Regions from separate parts of the Homo sapiens genome. Here region 2 is linked to region 1. A link is a loop called in an ENCODE intact Hi-C map of the cell type or tissue named here. Cell type or tissue: Caco-2. All regions are shown on one strand. Each heading gives the region's core, and the rest is flanking DNA. Links, peaks and the distances in the headings are about the cores only. Region 1 overlaps ARHGAP42 (Rho GTPase activating protein 42). Region 2 overlaps ARHGAP42 (Rho GTPase activating protein 42).

Region 1 (8,226 bases), core at 3,076-5,575:
TTGGATAAGATGTGGATGAATGCTGGCATCATGCCTCATCCTTCCAAAAAGAAACAAAAAAGCACACTGTCAAACAGGGTTGAGCCTGGGCTGCCAGGGAAGTAAAGGCACAAAGATCATTATTCTCCATTTACACAGTGTTTTTTTGTGAGTCAATTTCAAGAAACTCATTATCCTACATGTTTACAGACTTCATTTTTCTGCTATCCTACCCCATTTTGACATACTAAAGCAATTTTTGAAACTATTTTGGCAAAAATGGCATTTTTAAATTGCAGATTTCATTATGTACCCTTAGAGCCACCCCATTTTTAAGGTATCACAATAGAGATGATGATTTTTGGTGAACTATACTATTTTATGAATTTTTCTGTTCTAATTTAACTTCCAAGTGTTCCACTTTTAATAGATTGACTTACTACAGCCATCTCACCACCTTACATGCACATGATGGGATTTTTCAAATCATATTAATATTTATAGCCCTTATCTCATTGGAACCCTACTGAGGAAAGAAGCTGTGTAGGTAATTATCTCCATTTTACAGATGAGGAAACTAAGGCTCAAGGTTAAGTGACTTACCCAAACAACAGAATCAGGACAGGAATCTCAATCTGCCATGTCAAAATCAACCCTCTTTCTATACCACCTTAAATAACTATGGATGTTCCTTTTAAGCCTATAATTCTACCATACTGGATTTAGCTAAGTAGCAAATACAAATTTCATTTTCATATCATTTATAATTTTCATGTCTTATTTACCATTTTCTCACTTTAAAAAGTCTCATTCTTATTGATCTTCCTATATTCTCACCACGTAACTATTTTAACTGCCAATGTATTATATATTTACATGGAATGATTATTATAAAAATCCATAAATGTCTTTAAAGAAGATATGCATCTTATGTTTAAAGTATTATTTTTATTATTACGGGGTGATTCATGATACTGATCAGAAAGCATAAAAATAAATCTCAATCTTTTATTCTAAAAACTAAGCACAAAGTAAAACTCATTCACCTAAAATGCTATGCTGTTTATTTGAGCCATTAACATGTATGCACTTCAATGATCTGTACACAGAGAGCAACTGCCTGCTGTGATTCTGAATAGTGAAGATTTTTATTTAGCAACCAGAACTGAGGAATTCCAACTGTGTCAACTTGTGCAACTACGTCTGGCTGTAGAGCTTTCCAAACTTTGGAAGACATGTTATCTCTAATTATCATCTTACTGCAAATAAAAGAGACTTTCATACAAATGATACACACAATTTATGCCAGGCTTTAATCAGCATGTAATCGGCCTATGATTGGGTCACCATTCAATAAAAAACTTAACAAATGTATATGCCGTTTTCAACTCTCTAAGCATTTTTGGCTTACTTCAAAACTTCTTATCATCGGTTCCACAAATACTACAAATTTTAGGTGCTGTCATTTTTATTTACTACAGTTCATATATTCTAAGATGATAAATTGTATTTAAAAATATATTTATTTTTGAGACAGGGTCTTGCTCTGTTGCCCAGGCTAGAGTGCAGTGGCATGATCATTGCTCACTGCAGCTTCAACTGCCTGGGCTCAAGCTATCCCCCTGCCTCAGCCTACAGAGTAGCTAGGACTAAAGATATATGACACCATGCCCAGCTACTTTTTTTTTTTTTTTTTTTTTTTTTTGTAGAGACAAGGTCTCACTGTATTGACCAGGCTAGTCTCGAGCTCCTGGCCTCAAGCCATCCTCCTGTCTTAGCCTCCCAAAGTGCTGAGATTACAGGCATGACCCACCATGCCTGGCCAAAGACGATATATTGTAAGACCTCTATCCAATTTTAGAAATGCTAAAATATTAAAACTGTGAAACTTAGATTCAGTGAGTCATAGTGTACCTTTATATTTTATATTTCCATCAGTCATATTAAATAATGACATTATATAGAGCATGACATTGTCAATTAAGGAAAAGCATTATCCCTAACCTCAAATAGTTAATAACCTAATGAGACAAACAGCATATACTGCACTGCCTCAACTTCCTTTTCCTATCTTTGAACACCACAAAACCTTAACACCATGAAAAACCTATCTTGTAAATAGATCTCTGTTGTCCCTGTTATGACAGGGGGGAAATAAGAAATAAGTTCTCTCTTAGTTTTTCATTCATGCACATCTAGGGCCTGATACCTTCAACCTGATATCTTCAACTTACTACTATTCCCTTGGGTTTGTTTTTGGCAGATGGTCTAAGCCTAAAACAAGACAATGAGACTCAAAGAAGACAATGAGCTGACAATGGCTACCAGCAGCTGCTTATTTATATAAGTCATCTGAGAACCCTAGAAATGCTCAATCAGTGGAACTGTGTGCAATATTTTGGCAAGGACTCTCCAGATAATGAACAAGATAGTACTAATATCTCTCTGTATTTTCAGGACGAAAACTCATGAGAAGAGATGTACATCTGAGAAATGAAATTGTGTATACTGTTACTGCTTTTTCCATATGCTCATAACTTTTTAAGTATGGAAAATTATCTATAATCTAAGACTCACATTCACATTCAGATGTTGTGTAGTGCAGGGACCCAGCCCATTGTGATTCAAGGTCAATGACTTTTATGATAAATAAAGTTTGGGAACCAGTTGCTACGAGGTCTGTGGTGGGGATGGGGCAGGAGCAAGCATTGTCTTCAGCCTCCACATATGTGCGTGCATGCACATGTGTGCACACACACTCTTACACCCTAGCATTTATCACTAACCCGTAGCATATTTAACTCACTAATCTGCCACCCACACCCCCTGCCATTAGAATCTAAATTCTATGAAAGCATAAATGTCAGCCTATTTTGTTCACTGTTCAACAAACAGATTTGGGCCTAGTATTTAAAGGCACTTAGCTAGTTTTCCATAAACAGATGAATGAGACCAAAAGCATCCAGAGTAAAGTCCTCCAATAGTGGTCTTCTTAAGATATGTATATCCTATAGTGGAATAAAGCTGGATAAGCACAGCACTTTTTTATTATTACTTTCATGTGAAAACAAATACAAATAAATTACAGAATAAAGTAAAAAATATACTTTAATGAAATTTTGGCTCGTCATTAACAGAATAAAGCTACGTAGTGATTACTCTTATTGGGCAAGAGGGGTAGGAGTTTAGAATGGGGTATGGGTTGCCTCTGTTCTCCCTTGAGGAGTGATTTTAAAGGAATGTGTAGAAAGCATTATACTGGAACTAAAGCATCACAAACAAAAACAGCATTCTTTTTAAAAATACATCTATAAAGAAATTAATGTTTTCTACTTATACATTTCAATATTAAACAATGTTCCTTAAAGCTAACCTGAATCATGTAATCAAAGACTAAAATTAAGTTTTCCCAGAAGTTTATTTTCTACAAGTATGGAATAGAACTCAGCAAGGAGAAAGAAGATAATTAGGAGTGGCCTGAACGCAAGGTTCCTTAAAGTACCAGTTGGTTTCTGAGAATCATAAAGTAAGCACCTGACATAAAAGATCTTCATTTCCCTACTAAATATTTCAAGTATGTCTGATTTCTAGGTCATTGCTCAGGGCCTTAATTCCAAATTGAGAAAGATTTCTTTAATGTTCCTCCACAATCTAGCAGTGTTCATGTTTACAATGAATGGTAAAAACTGTATTCATCCATACAGATAAAACCACTATAGTTAAGGGGAATCTTACCAATTCGGTGAGAAAGATTTTTTTTTAACATCTCCCATATTAACCAGTCTAAATTTAATTTAAACCCATTTTATCATGTAGTTATAAGTAGCACTAATGGGAATTAAAGTTAAAGATTTACAATTTAAATAATCTTCTGGGGCCATGTGGCCAAAATAGCAGATTAGAGGCAGCCTCTGCCACTTGGAAAGACAAAATATTGAGTTGAAATTCACACTGTTCACTTTTTTCCATGGAGCAATGCAGGAACTTAACAGGAAAATGGGAAGAAACCAAAGACTCTTTGAAAGAAGCTGCAGGCTGCAGCCTACACTGAGAGCCAGGTGGAAAAACTGTAAGTCTCCAGAGTGTGAGAGAGGAAGAGACTGCCTCCAGGATACACATTACCACCGGGAAAGCTGGCAATCCAGCCTACAGAGGGAGGCCTTAATCCTATCCAGTGTGGGAACTGATATAGCAAGCGGTGGGGCATGTAAAAGTAGGAACAGCAGCAAGAAGAGCCTTGCACGCACTTCCAGTCTCCAGCACAGGCGGAGGGAAACCATTCCTGATTCTAACTGACAGGGGACCTCACAGAAATCTGCCAACTAACTCAGGCAGTGGCAGCAGGTTGAAAGAAGCTCTCAAATGAAATTCATAATATAATCTCAAGTGGGGACAAACTCCCTTGGCCAGAACCAGGGGTTGAGTGGGAAGCACTTTCCTTGAAATTGCTCCAGCCACAGGCACAGGAGATGGGCACCCCAGCTTTGTGGGCAGATGAGGAGTGGCATTGCCTGAAAGCCAGTTCCTGTCTCCAAGGAAAAGAATGACGGCCTGGGGCAGTATTGAGCAAAGACGGCCTGGAATTCAGCTAGCTGCTGCTAGTGAACACTGCAGGTGAGAGACCTGCCTTATCAAGTGCATGGGAGCTGGGTGAGGCTTCCTGCTGCCTGTTACTCCCCACTCCCTGAGCGAACTCTTCTGTGCAGCAGAAGCTACACTCCTTCCTGGAACATCACCCCAGCGGCCAGAGAACCAGTCCCCTCACCCCCACAGGGGCCTCTGCTTGCCCTGTACACAGAGAACCAGAGCAAGGGCCTGCCTGACCCAGCTCCCACCTGGCTTTGCCCCTCAACCTGCCCTGGTAACTTAACACAAGGGACAGAACTTCTGGGAGCCCTACGGCCCCAATCATCATCTGGAAACCAGAGTACATCCCCTGGGTAACATAAAGCAAGCACAAATCCCATCACTATTGTGGCAGCTGGCATTCTCTTGCGAGCATCACCTTCTGGCTGGAAGCCAACCAACACAGACCATTACAGCATCCACAGGTACAATAACACTGCACCCAGGAAGGAGAAAACTTGTGCATGAGCTATCACTATAGCCTGCACCACCCTGGCTAACCAGAAGGTCCTAAGTCTGTCCACAGGACAAGTTCATTACTATTACAACCAGAATTTGAGAAAGCCAACAAACTAAGACTACTTATAACCAAGAAATCTCAGAGTGTATGTCACGCCCCCATCAGAATGGGTGCTGGCTGGTACCCACTGCTGAGAGGGTTGAGGACAGGTTACATCACTGGATTCCTTGCAGACATTACCCAGCACCAGCCTGAATTACGGCAGACTCACTGGGTGGCTAGACCAAGAGGAACAACAGTAGTCACAGTAGTCTGGCTCTCAGGGACTCCTACCCCTAGGGAAGAGGGAGTGCCCCACATTAAGGGAACAGCCAGTAGTACAAAAGAATCCAGATGGCAAGCCTTGAGTCCCAGATCTTACCACTGGTGAGAAGTTTCAGCAGTGGCACAGTTGCAGCGCTGGGCTCAGCTAGGATAGTCTGCAACAATACCCCAACAGGCAGGCAGCCCTGGTGCTCATGAAGGGCCTTGGAAAAGGGAACTTCTTTTACCCCTCATCCATGACTGTGAAATAACTGGGGCTTCTCTCACTGGAGCTTGGTGTGGGTGCACCTATAGATAACCTTTCTGGATCACTGCAGGTTGACTACATCCCCAGAGGTGGAGCACCCTCCAGGTTCAGGCTTGCACGAGAGGCACAGTCACAATTCCTCTCTGGTTGGAACATCAACATTTCTGCAGATGAAAAAAAGGTACCTGTTGGGCTGGGTGCAGTGGCTCCTGCCTGTAATCCCAGCACTTTGGGAGGCCAAGGTGGGTGGATCATCTGAGGCCAGGAGTTCCAGACCAGCCTGGCCAACCTGGTGAAACCCCATCTCTATTAAAAATACCAAAATTAGCTGGGCATGGTGGCAGGCACCTGTAATCCCAGCTACTCGGGAGGGTGAGGCAGGAGAATTGCTTGAACCTGGGAGGCAGAGGTTGCAGTGAGCCAAGATCGCACCATTGCACTCCAGCCTGGGCGACAAAGGGAGATTCCGTCAAAAAAAAAAAAAAAAAAAAAAAAAAGGTGCCTGTCTGATCTGAATAACCAGAACACTGGGATAGGAGTGTGTCTGTGAGGTGGATCACTTCCCTGCTGGCCTGGTAGGAGAGCTGAGGTGGCTCCCCCTTGCCTGTGTTAAGACCTCAGTGTGTTTCAGTGAGGGCTTTCCCAGCTGCTACCTCTGTCAAGGCTGGGACCTCCATCCACCACTGGGTATTGCATTTACCCATCTACTTTATCTACAACAGGTTTCTACCCAGGAACACCTCTCCTGCTGGTCTGAAGACTGAACTAATCAACCCAGCAAATAAAATACTGCAGAAAAAAAAAAATAAAAAAGTATAAATTAGCTGGGTATGGTAGTGCATGCCTGTAAGTCTCAGCTACTCAGAAGGCTGGCGCAGGAGAATCGCTTGAACCCAGGAGGTGGAGGCTGCACAGTGAGCTGAGATTGTGCCACTGCATTCCAGCCTGGAAACAGAGCAAGGCTCCCTTTCAAAAAAAAAAAAAAAAAAAACACACACACACACTATATATATAACACACATACACATACATCAGCCAGGCACATGGCTAACACCTATAATCCCAGCTCTTTGGGAGGCGAAGGCAGGAGAATCACCTGAGGTCAGGAGTTCAAGACTAGCCTGGCCAACATGGTAAAACCCCATCTCTACTAAAAATACAAAAATTAGCCAGGCGTGGTGGCAGGCCCCTGTAATCCCAGCTACTTAGGAGGCTGAGGCAGGAGAATCACTTGAAACTGGGAGGTAGAAGTTGCAGTGAGCCAAGATCATGCCATTGCACTCCAGCCTGGGTGACAAGAGCAAAACTCCATCTCAAAAAAAAAAAAAAAAAAAGTATACATCAAGGAAGAATGAAGAAAGCTTCAAGAGACCTCTGCAGTTCAAGACCTGTAGGAGGTGGTTGTTAGATTTGAGTTCTAAATTTCTCTTCAAAGAATCAATATGTCAGTATGTTCAGTACTTTGCCTTCTACTTTTAAACTTAACTTCCTTATAAAGCAACCATATTCGATAACCTGCTCCACCCTGACTCATTCCGACTACCTGCTCCGCCCTGACTCATTCTCCACCCTGACTCATTCCGATTTCCTGCTCTGCCATAACCATTTTTCCCGCCAAACCACTCACCCCATCACTCTCTTTAAATTAGCCAATCGTAATTAGTTTAGCCTGTGCGGTCTAACCCTAGCCAATAGGGGAAGGACACAGCAGCAGGGGCCACGTGCATCAGGAATAAGAACCCCTTCCCCTCCCTTGTCCAGGTGCTCCACCCTGACTCATTCTGACTATCTGCTCTGCCCTGACTCATTCTCCACCTGACTCATTCCGATTTCCTGCTCTGCCATAACCATTTTTACCGCCAAACCACTCACCCCGTCACTCTCTTTAAATTAGCCAATCGTAATTAGTTTAGCCTGTGTGGTCTAACCCTAGCCAATAGGGGAAAGACACAGCAGCAGGGGCCACGTGCATCAGGAATAAGAACCCCTTCCCCTCCCTTGTCCAGGTATGCACTCACCATTGCTCCATCTGTAAGGGCACACCCTTCTATAGAAGTACGTTGCCTTGCAGAGAATTAAAAATAAAATTTTATATTCCAGTGCTATTTCTGTTGCAGCACCAAAACTTTATTTATAACAATTTGGGGGCTCATCCAGGATTACATTCCCCTCTGGGGGGCAGTCTCTGGTTTTCTCTCATGAGAAGGGGCATCCCACCCCCTTGTGGCAGCCTCAGGGGTGAGAAATCAGGAGAAATAAGGAGAAATCAGGACCCAGTGTGAGGAATAACCTGAGCTCTCAGCAACGCGGAAAGAAACTGGCCAGCAACCTAGCTTAAAGGATCCTCACATACTATGGCGACAACTCTGTGCACAGACCAAATAAGGAGAAGCTGCGGGAGCCGGTAAAGTACCTCCTTGGTGGTCAAATTCTAGAGGGCTAAATGTGTGTGGGGGTGAATGATCACAAACGACCCTACTTGCAGTGTTGTTCCAGTGGATGGTGATAAGTCCTACTGCTGGACGGAGCGAGTGGGTCCTCTCTGTGGTTCTGTAGCTACCTCATATGGCTTAAGGCAGATCCTGCGGTG
Region 2 (8,226 bases), core at 3,850-6,349, 75 kb before region 1:
CTATTGTTTGAGTCTTTCCAGCATTAATTGGGAGACATGTGGATGAGCCTTGAGATGACTGCAACCCAGCCTTCAAGCCACTCCAGCTGACACACACTGAAACAATGACAAGCTGTCCCATCTGAGCCCTGCCCAAACTGCAGATTCATGAGTAAATACATGGTGTCATTTCAAGCCACTAATATTTGGATTGGTTTGTTATACAGCATTGGAAAACCAGAATACTATCTTATGTATTTCTTCTTAAAATACTGGATAGCACATTTAAAAGATACTTAGTAGAATGAACAAAGTAGCATTCTCTAATAAAGTATCAAAACTCCTTAAAGCTGAGAAACTTTTAGGCAACAAATTGGTCCTATTTATTTCAACCAAAATGTACAAACCTCAATTTCCATTCTGGAGAATAACTTTACTTTCAATGCTGAATTTCAGAGAAGAGCCAAGACATCAGGAGTCAAAATGACCTTTGGTAAAAATGGCAGATATTCAGATAACTTGGGATGTGGCAATATGAAAAAATGCAGAGTTAGACTTCTGTCAGAAGCCTGTATTTACAGGATACAAAACCCACATTCTAGTCGCCTGTGATGCCAAGCAGCATAGTTCCCTTCTGGTCTCTTTGCCACTGAAAAAGGAATCCAGCTTGCTGTTCAGCATACCCATTCAAAATCCTTCCATGTCACATTTCAGAGCCAATTACTTGGATTCAGGTTCAGCCTTTTTGTAGTAAAAGGAATTTATTTTCCAATAAATTGGCTTCCTTCCAATTCATATCCTGTACTATGCAGTGCCCAAGAGGGTGCCACATCTGGTCAAGCAAAGTGTGTCAAGATAGCAGTAACTTAGGAGGGAGAGGGAACTTAACTAATAATATAATCAATATCCTGTGAAAAATAATAAACTGAAGAGTTTAGCTTCAATGTTCTGTAAGTTTGTCTGACATTTTGGTAAACACACTCTTAACTGAGCTTTCCAGTCAAAAAAGAATTCCTGACCTTCATATGTGACAAAATCCTGAAATACTTTGTTCATACATCGTGTTAGGAAGACTTTTAGATTTGTGTATAAGTTAGGAAGCTTTTGATCTCAAGGAGTAGAAAATCCTATTTGAATTGTTTTAAATAAAACAAATACATCAGTTTATATAACTGGAGAAACAAGGGTAAGAGAAGCTTCAGGTCTGGCTAATCCAGAAACTTAGAGAGATCATCAGAGATCCAGATTCTTTGCATGTCTCTGCTCTGCTGCCTAGAATATCAGCTACATCCCGTGGCTTGCTGTAGGACAGCAGTCAGGAAACTATGCCCATCCTCGTTCAGTTCTGCAGAGTAAAGAAAAAGCCTATCCCCACACAATAAGCCTGAATCCTTGTCATCTGCCCAATATGTCAGCTAAAGTCATGTGCCTAACTGGGATGCCATTGCTCAACAGCCTGGCGTGGGCTCACAAAGCCATCTCTGGCAAGAGAGGCCAGATTATCTGATAGACATAGAGCCACTGAGCCAATCATCCAGCACACACGTGCTGCACAAGGGGAAACAGACCCAGTGGATTCAAGAGACCAACCTGCCAGTCCACAAAAATTCGTTATTTACTAAAGTCCTATTTGATCAATTAGAAAAAAATGAATTCCTCCATTTCCAAGTGGATTTTGTTCTGAAGTTCCTGTCCCTCACCTTGCCCCGTTAGCTTTTATCTTGAAGTATGAATAGGGCATAGGAGGCATAGAATGCATTTTCCCAGTGAAGAAATATATTTGCCATGTGCCCAAATTAACTCTTGGTATATTTAAACCATTTATAGTGGAAGTATTTAAGCTGGGAATGCACTTTTCCCTCCTTTCCCAGTAAACCAGAAAAAGTAGAAACCTATCTACAGACCACCATGCCCTGGCAGAGGCAAGGAATTCCCCACAAGCAACCCCCAGCAAGAGCAGCAAAAATACTAAGAATAAAATCTTCTACAGTAGCAGTAGCTTGGATGGCAGGAATGTGAGCTTCCCTATACAAAGGCCATCTGTGCTTACAGAACACTGGTGAGTCACTAACATAAACGTGTTTCATCGGATATTTTCTTGACTCCTCTCAAAAAAGAACACCCTATTAACTAATTTTTTTAGTACAATGTTATAATATCCTAACGATGTGGATGACTCCTTTTAAGTCAGTTCCGTGTTTTTCTTAGTAAAATTTTACTTTTATTCATTCTCTTGAACAGTTTTGTTCCCTTCAGGAACTCAGAAATACCCAGTATAATGAAAACCTTGTTTAATAACCTAATGATGATGTTTATGAGGATACTGATGACAGTAAACTGAGCTACCCTTTACAAGGTCCACTCCTCTGTATAATCATCACAACAGCTGGCTGGAGTAGGTGTTACTGGCCCCCGTTCACACACATGGAAATTCAGGCTCCAGGCACTTTGGTAATATGCCCAAGCTCACGTGATTAGAACATAGTGGAAACAGGATTCCAGCACAGCAGATATGAATCCAAAAATCCAAGCACAGAAAATTTCAACTAATATAACTTGCAAATACTTGATTAAATTGAGTCAAATTATCTTACTTTTTTTTCAACTTTGACCCCTTCCCATCTTTCCCTCACCCCGTACATTACTCACGGTATTTTAAGAAGGGAAGAAAAATTATATCCCAAGAAAAATGTTGCCCTCTGCCTTCTTCTCTCTGGCTCTGAAATAGTAACCGTGGTGCCCACCAAGGTTTCTCAAAGCAGGCTATTGACCTTGCCCGAGCTGACAAATTGTTCACCTGTACTCCATCTCCCAACAATGCCAGATGACGGCTCACTCTATGATATTATTATTATAGTTGGCACTAAACCAAATAGATAATTGATTCATTCTCTGTTCACCAAAAGCTGAAATCCTACCCCAGCAACAATCTGACAAGAATATTGGCATCACAGATGAGTTGAGACGTTATTTTCTAGATCAGGGCTTCTCAGACTTTAATGCACACAAGAAACACCTGAGGATCTTGTGACACTGCAGCTTCTTGTTCAGTAGGTCCGCAGCAAGCCTGACATCATGCATATCTAACAAGCACTCAGGCGAGGCTGACGCTGCGGCTCCACAGTCTACACTCAGAAGCAATCATTCTGTTCTCAGCAGAACTCACTAAGAACAAGAAGGAAAGCGCGTGCTCTCCATATTACAGCAGCCACCAAACCACTCAAATTACAGTCACAGGTTGCCAATATGAATCTTAAGTAGCATGGTATCCTTTTCCAAACTGCTACTATGAAATTGGTATTTTTACTTACTGAGGCAATTTGTTGCTGCCTCACAGATAGTGTCTTCCAAAGAGCATTCAGTATAAGTCTCGTCAAGCTTGGGAAATATATTCCTCCTGGTGAGACACACGCATGTGTAATATTGAAAATTGAGATATATTCTAGTATAAAAATAAAAGTTACTAAACCAAGGAGTTTTCAAAGTAATCTGACCATGGAAGAAGATTTTAACTTCTGAGCCCTTACTAACATCCTATTAATATTGCTTTTATTGTTATTCTACTGTCCTACAGAACACATATTTGAAAGATACAAACACACCTTTGGAGAATCCAAAGTATGTAGCTTTGATCAGAATTTTGTCCTTGCTAATGCTGCAAAAGTATGAACTCTAGGACTTAGTCTTATCATCACAAAGTAATTGTAAACATCTTAAATGAATGGATGAATTTTGTTAAAAATAAACTTCAGAGTAAAGAACTAGCCGATTTTGCTCATGTGATTTATAATCAAGGAATACCTGGGTAATTAGAAGATTTTAGAAACAATTTATAATAATCACCAATCAGACAACAAGGGGGAAAATAACATACAACCGTAAACAGATAAAGGAATCATTAACCATTGGAAAATGCCAAAATTGAAGTTTATTATATGCATGCACAATATGAAAAAGGGTAATTTCTATCACTGAACAATATGGCAGTCACTGGCCACCCTAGGGGGCAGAGGAGGAGTCACTGAGGAGGAGCTGTCTGTATCATAGTAAAGTGGGTAATGCCTTTGAAGCTAAGAAGATTCTTTGCATGCCCTGGTCAGCACTACTAGAGCTGCCAGTGTGTCCAGTTAAAATACATCTCCAACCCAGTTTGTAACTATGACTGGTCCTGTGATAGCAGAATTAACCTGGTGAGGTTCTTGAAAGTCTTGAAAGTCTTTTTTTTTTTTTTGAAGACAGGGTCTTGCTCTCTCACCCAGGCTGGAGTGCAGTGGCATGATCCTAGCTCGCTGCAGCCTCAAACACCTGTGCTCAAGTGATCCTCCCGCCTTGGCCTCCCAAAGTGCTGTGATTACAGGCGGAAGCCACCATGCTTTTTTTCCCCAAGCCACCATTCTTCCTGCCTGAAACATGAACCTGATGCCAGAAAGTGCCAACTGCCACAAAGCTATGCTTGTGGTGTGACAAGCATGAGGATAAGGGCCACAGACTAAGGATGGCAGGAAAGGAGAGCAAAGGAGCCTGCACTCCTGGAGGCATCACCTTGGCTGCCTATTTCCAGATTCCTCTTTGCATAAGGCCCATAAACTCATTAATGATTTAAGCCACTATTGTGTTTTGTATTACTTGCAGCCAAACGTGCAAAATTACTTTGCTTGCTGTAATATTCACTAGTTGTGCATCCTGGGCATGTGGCAACTGTTGGGCCTCACTTTACACATCTACAAAATGGTAAGGTAGGCCGAGCATGGTGGCTTCCGCCTGTAATCACAGCACTTTGGGAGGCCAAGGCGGGAGGATCACTTGAGCACAGGTGTTTGAGGCTGCAGCGAGCTAGGATCATGCCACTGCACTCCAGCCTGGGTGAGAGAGCAAGACCCTGTCTCCAAAAAAAAAAAAAAGACAAACAGAAAAGCAGTATCTTTCAACAATTAATAGTAGGTAGGCCCTTTCCCCCTTAAAGTCATGTATGTTGAATCTGAGAGTTCTGCAGGTCTGTCTAGGCAGCTCTGATACCCTGATGCATGCCTATTTATAATGGTTCCTCATACCTTGCTCAGGTTGAAACCACCACCAGGGGTCCACACATATTTGAGCATATCTGGTGAACTGCATTACTATTTCACAGAAGCCTAGTCAGAGACAATGAGGTAGTTTCCTTGAACAAACAAGCTCAGTCATCAGAGAACAGGGGTGAGCACAGCATGTATAGCAGCAATTTGTCAAATCTGTCCCTGGATCAGCTCTGAGGGCTTGAAATAAAGAAAGCTCTAAGCAAAACCACAAGAGTTCTTCCCCTGAACTTTGCAAAACACTAAGGATTTTTTTTTTTAAACTGGGGAAAATCCTTCTAAAGGGTGTAACACAAAAGGAAGAAAAGTATTACCCTCATGCTTTGCCACTGACTACAAATCAGCACTTAGCGGCAAGTGAGACCACTTGGAGGACTGATAGTGTCAAACAAAGCAAGGCATTCTCAACAGCAGGACCCCTGGAATGTTAAGAGCCATGACTTTTACTTCCCATTTTTCACCTGCTCAGTGATAGGCAGCAGTCCTTCACCTGCTCTCAGGGATGAGACTGTGGGCAGACCCTGTGGCTTTTCTGAACACTTAGGAAATAAAAAGCCTCTAAATCTCTTACCCCCACTCCCATGTGGTGAAGGAGAGAACCTATGTTTTGTAAAGGGTAGATTCTAGTTGACTTTTTCTCTTCCACACATCTCCTTTTCTATTACTAACCACTTCCAAGATCACTGTGGGGCATAGTGAAGGAAAGTTCTTGCTTGATACTTAAAGATTCCTTTTCTCTGGCCAAGGAGATGGGCTAGAGCCAGCTCTCTCTTGTGAATATTATTTTCACAGGTTATTTGAGACTTACTTCCTTAGTAGGCCTCCACAACTATGACTTTGCCAATGTGGGCAGTGCCTCTCCTGTGGCCAGCCACACCTTACCCCTCAGCTTCTATACCCCATGGTATTCCCCACAGCCTCATACTGATGAGGTTTCCCATCCTACTGGCATTACCCTTGTAGAAAATGACCCCAGGTAAACATTTCCACTGTGGGTTCACCAACAGGCCCTTGGGATCCATGCACCTTTGGGTTAGGAATGCAGCCACCTGCTGCAAGTTGTGCTGTCTTTTCCACATGCCACAGGCCACATCAGCTTCACAAAGTATGAGTTGCATACCAGACTACCATGACCCCACAACTAGGGGAAAATCACATGGTGTTTTCCAAGTGATTCCATTGAAGGTCCCATCACTCTATGTAAAGATGTAAGGCTTGGCCGGACGTTGTGGCTCATGCCTGTAATCCCAGCATTTTGAGAGGCTAAGATGGGTGAATCACTTGAGGTCAGGAGTTTGAGACCAGCCTGGCCAACATTGTGAAACCCCATCTCTACTAAAAATACAAAAATTAGTTGGGCGTGGTGGCAGCCCATGTAATCCCAGCTACTCGGGAGGCCGAGGCAGAAGAATCACTTGATTCTAGGAGGCGGAAGTTGCAGTGAGCTGCGGTAACGCCACTGCAGTCTAGCCTGGGCAATGAGACTCAGTCTCAAAAAAAAAAAAAAAAAAAAAAAAGGATGTAAGGCTCACAACAAAATTCACCCAAAAAACCCTTCTCACAAAATTCTTTCCCCGTTGCCACCCTCCTCTTTTTTTAAAATCCATGTTAAAGAATTGTGTAATTAACTTTTGCAAATATCCTTTGAAAATCTCTAGCTTGATCTGGTAACTCCCTTCTGTATAGAAAACCAACGGCAAAATATTTTTCCCAGCTGAGCAGCAGAAAGAATTACATACCCCAGAGAGACAGGGGTGACATGAGCAGGAAGGATTTCTTAGGGAGGGTGAGACAGTCCCTGAGGAGTCCCCAAATTTACAAGGTGGGAACAGGAAATTTGGGGGTTTAGAGATCTTGTAATCTTAAAATTGGTGAAGTAAGCAAGTAAAACTTCAACTATTACTGTTAATATAACTACATTGATACTCAGGAGCTGGTAAGGTCTAGATAAATTCACTTTACCTAAATGTAATGATAATAAATTCTAAATTATGGTACATGAGAGAAGAACACAAATTACCCAAAGTTACATCTGTATAGTCTTGAAATGTATTAAATGATTCAGTGTAATTATCAAGTAACTTTATAATGATATTGTCCCTAAGATAATATTAAGGCTACTTTGGATATCCATAGTATAAACCTCTGAAAACATGTAGAAGCATCCTGAGTTGCAGGGATAGTCAGTCTAGGATTTAAAAATCAAACTACAGAAAGTCCACAAAATGGATAACATATACGTTCAATAGCCATCTCATTCATGTGTTTCCCCAAAAGGAAATTATAGGACGTATTCCACACCAAGCCACAGAAATATTTTCTTAAAATTCTTTGTCCAGAAATTATTAAAACCCTGGAATAAGGGTTAGGTGGAATCCTTCAATATAACACTTTCAAGGAGAAGTGAGGGGAGGTGTGGGGAAAGGAAGGAAAGAGAGAGAGAGAGAAAAAAAACAGCATTTTACCAGCTAGAATAAATAATAACTCGTCTACCCACTTGGACTCAGGAACCCTGGACATAAGCTTCTGAGGAACCGATCAAAAACTCTACTGAAGTACAACATCTGACAGCCACGGGAACTCAGCCACTGCATGGTTTTCCTCATCCCATTATGTACAGAGCTTTCTAGCAATGCTGAGCATTTCCAAGCAAATAAATAAACACAAAAGACTACATTTCAAAAACAGCTGCCTAAATTGGAGTCATAAAACACATGCACACTGAATGTGGGTACATGCCCACACAAGCTGGACTTGTAAAGACTGCAGCAAAAGAATGAAAAACAGAAGAAGAAACCTGGGAGTGACACTTTGAAGCAGATTTAAGGAGCATGCTGCGTAAAATATACACTACAGAGTCATCTCATCCATGCAGAAAACTGCACATACAGCCAACACGGTACTGGAGGAAGCTCCCATTCATGTTTTCTTTACTCCAAGACAACACAAGCCAGATGCCAATATCCAAATATTCTTCACGTACAAATTAAGCATTAAATGAATGGTAAAAGTGCTTATTCTGGTATAATAAAAATCGTGTTGTTTTTATTTGAATGGCTGATATAAACAAAACACTTTATTTAATGCCATTAAAGGTTTCAGAGCTAACATTTTCCTAAAACTAAATGCAGCATTTTCAATTGTCCTATGAAGTTATGTTGAACTGTTTATATTA

What was found. A loop is a pair of places that touch in the nucleus more often than their neighbours do. Peaks named below come from ENCODE experiments on the same cell type or tissue, not always from the same donor. Only the 100,000 strongest peaks of a DNase experiment are listed, where the experiment ranks them.
Region 2: a loop joins it to region 1, with 5 times the contacts of the local background. A loop is called at or near these places in 4 of 110 quality-filtered maps.

What each region holds. Positions count from the first base shown.
Region 1 is chr11:100,749,681-100,757,906 of GRCh38, reverse strand. The region is part of intron 1 of ARHGAP42 (Rho GTPase activating protein 42); the gene reads right to left. Among named protein-coding and RNA genes, the nearest start is that of ARHGAP42-AS1, 66 kb to the right of the region's middle. RefSeq lists an enhancer at 6,712-7,911. In Caco-2, for the core only: no CTCF peak of the experiment used is centred there; a DNase peak (open chromatin) is centred at 4,576.
Region 2 is chr11:100,825,345-100,833,570 of GRCh38, reverse strand. The region is part of intron 3 of ARHGAP42 (Rho GTPase activating protein 42); the gene reads right to left. Among named protein-coding and RNA genes, the nearest start is that of SNORD13I, 100 kb to the left of the region's middle. RefSeq lists enhancers at 3,804-4,527, 4,528-5,253, 5,254-5,979. In Caco-2, for the core only: a CTCF peak has its summit at 5,071 (motif pointing right); a DNase peak (open chromatin) is centred at 5,070.